2 separate regions of the Homo sapiens genome follow, and region 1 is linked to region 2. Evidence: read pairs that join two places in POLR2A ChIA-PET (ENCODE). Cell type or tissue: MCF 10A. All regions are shown on one strand. Each heading gives the region's core, and the rest is flanking DNA. Links, peaks and the distances in the headings are about the cores only.

The links. ChIA-PET counts read pairs that join two places held together with the same protein. Peaks named below come from ENCODE experiments on the same cell type or tissue, not always from the same donor. Only the 100,000 strongest peaks of a DNase experiment are listed, where the experiment ranks them.
Region 1: POLR2A ChIA-PET joins it to region 2 with 5 read pairs; 3 of 35 experiments call an interaction of 5 or more read pairs at or near these places.

The regions. Positions count from the first base shown.
Region 1 is chr1:177,077,822-177,080,744 of GRCh38, forward strand. The region is part of intron 1 of ASTN1 (astrotactin 1); the gene reads right to left. Among named protein-coding and RNA genes, the nearest start is that of MIR488, 50 kb to the left of the region's middle. In MCF 10A, for the core only: no CTCF peak of the experiment used is centred there; no DNase peak of the experiment used is centred there.
Region 2 is chr1:176,985,769-176,988,691 of GRCh38, forward strand. All of the region lies in intron 8 of ASTN1 (astrotactin 1), which reads right to left. Among named protein-coding and RNA genes, the nearest start is that of MIR488, 42 kb to the right of the region's middle. In MCF 10A, for the core only: no CTCF peak of the experiment used is centred there; a DNase peak (open chromatin) is centred at 1,453.

The DNA.
Region 1 (2,923 bases), core at 226-2,725, 92 kb after region 2:
CCTAGAGGTGGGCACCTCACCCAAGGGCAGCCGTCTGTGGGATGGGCAGTGATCCACAACATGGTTTGACACAAAAAGGTGAGTCATCAGATTCTCACTCGTAGGAATGTGAAATTGGGAATATGGAACAAATCAGGCATAAATAAGTGGAAGCAGAGCTCAGAGAGATGCACAGGGAAAGCACAGATGGGGAGTCTGGGCCATAAGAGCCACTTCAAGCTGGAGAGACAAGGAAATAGGAAAAAGGTGAGTAAGCAAAAGCTCTGCTGTAGAGAAAAAACATGTGGCATAGAAAGAGAAACACCAGGTACGATGGTAGGGAAAGGAGAGGAAGATGTATGATAGGAGATGGGCACATTACTGCAATGCAGCCCAGGAATCTCCCAAAGCCCTACCCCAGAGCCCCAGCTGTCCTGGATCCAGGTCCACCTGCCTTGAGGGTTGGCTGACACACAGCTCCTGTGCCTTCATCCCTGTGGGGTCACTGCCTCTCACTGACCTGTCCTCACAAACATTTCCCACCATTGAGCAACTTGGGCAAGTCACTGTGCCCTGTAAGCAACAGTGCTCACCCACTGAGATGTGAACACCCTTTGGGAGATCTGGAATGCTCAGAGAATTCTGAACTCGGGCACCTCACTAGATGGCCTAGATCATGGAATCCCACAGAGGGCTCTTCTGATCCTCTGTCACATATTATAGGGAAGTCTTTCCCTCAAAAAACAACAAGTAAATATATGCCACCCAACGGAAAGAAGTTATAAAAAATGCTTATTTAGACAATGAGAGAGTAAACTAGTTCCCAGATTTCTTCATTATTGTAAAGTCTAGGTACGGCCCTTTTTTCAGTCTGCAAAATGGGAATCATGATAGCACCAACAACGTCAAACCACAATATGGTGTATCTGTAAGGTCATAAAAACACACCAGCAGATAATGATGCTGGAAAGGACATACATTCTTTTTTATTATCAAAGAAAAGATTTTCTTTTGCCCACTCACATAACTTAACAGTCAGCAATAATGAGGAAGGAAACAAAAAATGCACTGTACATGACAGCCAAAATCAGAATTTGATAAAATATCCTACTTCTAAAGGGATACTGTCATGTAAAAAAAAATCAATTTGAGTAGAAAAAAGTCTGGTTTGTTTATTAGTTTTGCTCCTAATGCCACCAAATGGACCTCAATCTGAAATGGCTTTTGAAATCAAATTTGCTGTTCTCCAATTCTGCAACTTACTCTTTATGCTAATTTGTCTGCACCTGCAGGGACAAAGAAACTGGCAGCATTGAGCATGAGATCCAGGAAGAAAAAGCAACACAAAGATTCAGGAAATGAAACCAGGACTAAATCATATTAGGTGTATAAAGGCTGGACTTTTATAAAACAAGGAAAGAGTGGATCAAATGTCTGAGAGAGTGTTCTGACTGTAGAAAATGCTAGAGCCTTGGTGAGGAAGCTGATGTCTTCCCAGGTCCCAGAAGAAAGAATGGCAGTGTGGGGTTTGTGGAATCAGAAAGGCCAAGTGCTGGGACCAAGCGGGGTCTCTTTCAGCCTGCACATCCCTTAATTATGAGAGTTATTACAAAATGTCTTAAAAGTTTCCTGCTCAAGAACTTAGACCCTATGAGTTGAGGTTAATTCTTCCTTCCAACTTAAAAAATATATTTATTTAAGGCTCTCGTTTGAAAGAAGAAGTACCACAATTTCAAGGAACAGACTGCCATCCTTTTCCCATTGTTCTCTGTTATGTGGGCCCTCAACTCTCTCCTTTCTCCTGCTTCTTTCTGCCATGCCATTGGGTGTGGTCAAAGAGTATCTGGAGCCCAAATCTAGTATCCCAAACAATATAAAACCTGAGAACACAAGTACTACAAAGACACTTGAAAATACTGTCCTCACTTTACAGATGCCCAATTCCTTCACAACATGAACTCCACACCCCCACTGAAAAGATAACAAAAGCTCAGAGAGTTAAGTATTTTGCACAAGGTTATACAGAACGTTCGCTCATAAACAATCCAGAGAAAGAATCCCACACCAGGTCTCGTTCTGTTATTGCCTCTCAAAATTCAGAAAAAAAATTAAAAATGTAATTCTTTGTATTTCTATGTTGATTCCACTTTGAGTATTTTCTCTATCACTCTGTCCAGTATATTTAATTTTAGACTTTTTACATTTCTATATTATAAAGCACTGTTAAAATTCAAGTTCTGTCAACAGCTGGTAGCTGTTGAGATACAATGAATGCTGTGAATGTTATGTGTTTAATGCTTAAGCAACAATGTCAATTTTCACCTTGGATTTATTAAACTAGGGAAAAAAATCAATTGGGAACGTAAGATGTTCAACAGCCACCCACCTACTGTCCTTCCTCTTCCCTTCCTAAGTGTCTCTTCATTCCTCCATTTTTTTTTTTCCTATATCACCAGGCCAAAAAAAAAAAAAAAAAAAAAACCGGTATCACACTCTCAACTAAGACTTTGTTTAAAACAAAATAAAATGAGCATCAGGCTTTTGTCCACTGTTTGATTTTCATTAGAGCAGCTGCCTTATGTCCTTTAGACCAATACTAGTTTCTTGTAGAAGTAAGAGTACTGTTATGGTTAGTATTAAATAATTGCATAAAATGCATTTCTATAGCAAATGACACAAACTTATTTGTGAAGTAACTCTTTTCTGTTAACTGATAAGGAAAGTCTGTGTTTTCCGTATTTGTGAATATGAAGAATTGGAAAATATGAGGTTAATTGACTTTCTCAAAATCACGCCATGAAACAGGATTAGAGTTAGAGTTCATAGCTCCTGCCTCTTCAGTCCAATTTGTTATTGGAGTCACAGAGGAATTTCTTTTAGTGAAACTTCTTGAGATTTTATGTCCCTAATTCTGTTCTGTTTCCCTAGGGAGGAAGTGTAGTGA
Region 2 (2,923 bases), core at 309-2,808:
AGTAGGATTTTTATTTTATTTTCAAACTGTCATCTTTAGTCCTAGCTATTTTATTGGTTCTCTCTCTCTCTCTCTCTACACACACACACACACACACACACACACACACACACACACACACACACACAGACAGCCTTTTCCTCCCATCTAGGGTATTTTCTGAGGTGGCCAGCACCAGCATTCAGGCTGAAACCCTGATACACTCAGGTGGCCGGTGAGCAGGGTGAACTGGATGACAGGCTTCCAGAGGGCGCAGCTGAGAACTGCCTCCTGCGCCCGCCTCTGAAGCTGCTTCTCCAGCCTGCTCTTTTGTCCCTAGAAGCATTGTCTCCCTTTATGGACATCTTCCAGCTTACTTCATTTTTTTAGACTCATCTTCAGCCCATTTCTCTTCACAACATTTGCACTCTTTGTGGACAGAAAAACCAGGAAGATGACAGAGCTATTGCTAGGTCTAAATAAGAAATAACTGCAGAAAAGGGGTTCTGATCACTCCAGAGGTGGGAATAAGAAATCACTACTTTAAAAATGTTGCAGAGAGGTAATGATTATTAACATCAAGAGAAAAGCAACCATCTTGAGCATCCAAAATACAGGTGCATTATGCCAGATTGACGTACATTTCTGCAAGGAGGTACATGTGGCTAAGGAGTATGAGGGTAGTTGGATGTAACACCTTACAGGTACAAAGGGATATGAAAAGATTATGTGGGTGTTTGTGTTTAAAGGGAAGTAAAAGTGATTTGGAAGTGGGGGGAAGGAGATAACTCAAAATGTCTATTTTTTACTACTCTCATATTCATTAAGCCACCAAGACATAGCAGTTCCTTTTTCTTGTCACTCAGTATAGTCTCACGGTTAAGCATGTGAATTCAGGAGCCAGATGATCTGAGTTCAAAGCCTGAATTTGACACTTATGAGCTGAGAAATCTTAAGTAAATCTTCTCTCTGTGTCTCATTTCCTCCCATGTAGAACAACGATAATAATGCCATTCACCTTATTGGATACTAATAAGAAAATAATAGTCACCTTATAGAATTCTTAAAAAGATGAAAAGAATTAACACGTGTTAACTGCTTATAGTGGCAGGCACATGTTAAGTACTATATAAGTACCTGTTGTTATTATTCTCATCATCACCTGTTGCAACTGTCCCCTAAATGAGCTAATCTCACTATAATCAAATGCAGTGGTTTACAATGGGGGCAAGCGTGGATTTTGACCCCCCTCTTAACTAGGCAATATCTGGAGACACTTCTGGTTGTTACAACTGGAGGGTGGGGTGCTACATGTACACAGTTGAGGGAGTCAGGGACACTGCCAAACACCTATAAGGCACAGGACAGCCTCTCACAACAAGCAATTACCAACCCCAAATGTCCATAGTGCTGAGGTTGAGAAACCCTGATCTAATGCAGGAATCATGATACTTTTTTGGTAAGTGGCCAGACAATAAATATTTTTGGCATTGCAAGCCAAACAGTCTCTGTTGCAACTACATAACTCTGCTGCTGTAGCACAAAAGCAGCCATGGCCAATATATATATGAACAGGTATCACTGTGTTCCAATAGAACTTTATTTACAAAAACAGGTGACAGGTCATATTTGACCTGAGGGCAGTAGTTAGCAGAACCCTGATCTAATGCCTCCTGTGCTTTCCTATAATACCGTATTCATCATCCCCTCTCCTGCTTAAAATATACTCTATAGCTTCCCATTTCCTACTAGGTAAAATCCAAGCTTCTCATTTGAAGTTCAAAGCCTTCTGGCCACTGCCTATATTTCTACCCTCACCCTCTCTGCCTCTCCTGTCAGGATCCATTGCCCTGTCATGCCCACTATTCCCTGAATAAGCTATGTGCATTTCTTCTTCTCCCCTTGTACTCTGCTCATGGTAACTTTCCTATCAGGCATATCTTCCAATTAATTCCCAGGCTCTTTCTTTCTTTTCTTCCCTTCCATCTTTCATTTCAACAGATGTGCCTAATGGCAGTGAGAGCAGTTAGGAAGATGTTATCAAATTTTAAAGGCAATGGATTGTCCTAGAGTAAGAATAGCTTTGGGAATAGCAAGAAGCAGCTAGGTTTGAGAGACACATCTGAGGTGAACAAAGAGGATTTGGCAACTAACAGGATATGTGTGAACTCTGGACAGAGGATAGGGTAATTTGGGGGCAATTATGGAGAATAACCCCAAAGTTTCTCATCTGGAAAATGGAGTGGCTATTGATGCTATTTATACAGGTCAAGAATGATGGGAGTTAGAGCAGGCATCAGGGTGGGAACAGGTCTCATGTTCAATTTTGAACAAGTTAATTTGAGATACTTGAAGGAAATTCATGAACAAATATCCAAGAGGTAGTTGAAAATGGAGCCCTGAAACCCAGAAAAGAGATTAGGACTGGAGATAAAAATTTGGCAACATAATCATAGAGATCTGGGAGATGGGGAGGTCACCCAGGGGAAATGTGTTGTCTACTAAAGAAGGGAACAAAGGACCCTGCCAAAACTCCAGGAAGAGGTAGAAATTGCAGAGGATATATTGGGAAAAAAAAAAAAAAAACCTTTCCTTTTAGATCCCCAAATGTTTGAACTTTGTCCAGGACAGTTTTATTATGAGAAAAGCTGAAGGCCAAGGTCTCACTTTGGGTTATTTGCAAATTAATAGACATGAGGAAAAAATGAACTCTTATCCCTAGTTATAGTAACAAAGCAATTTCCAAATGAGTTTCTGACTCCTTCAAAAGAACTTGGCTCTGGGTCTAAACCTACATTCTATCCAAACATAAATGTGTTTGAGAGTCTCCAACTGATGTTAATTCTACCCTTGAATATGAAGCTCGGAGGCAGCATTTATTCCTTGAAAGAAACTAAGAAATACAAACCCATTTGCCTTTCTCCACTCTTCAAAGGGATTTTGG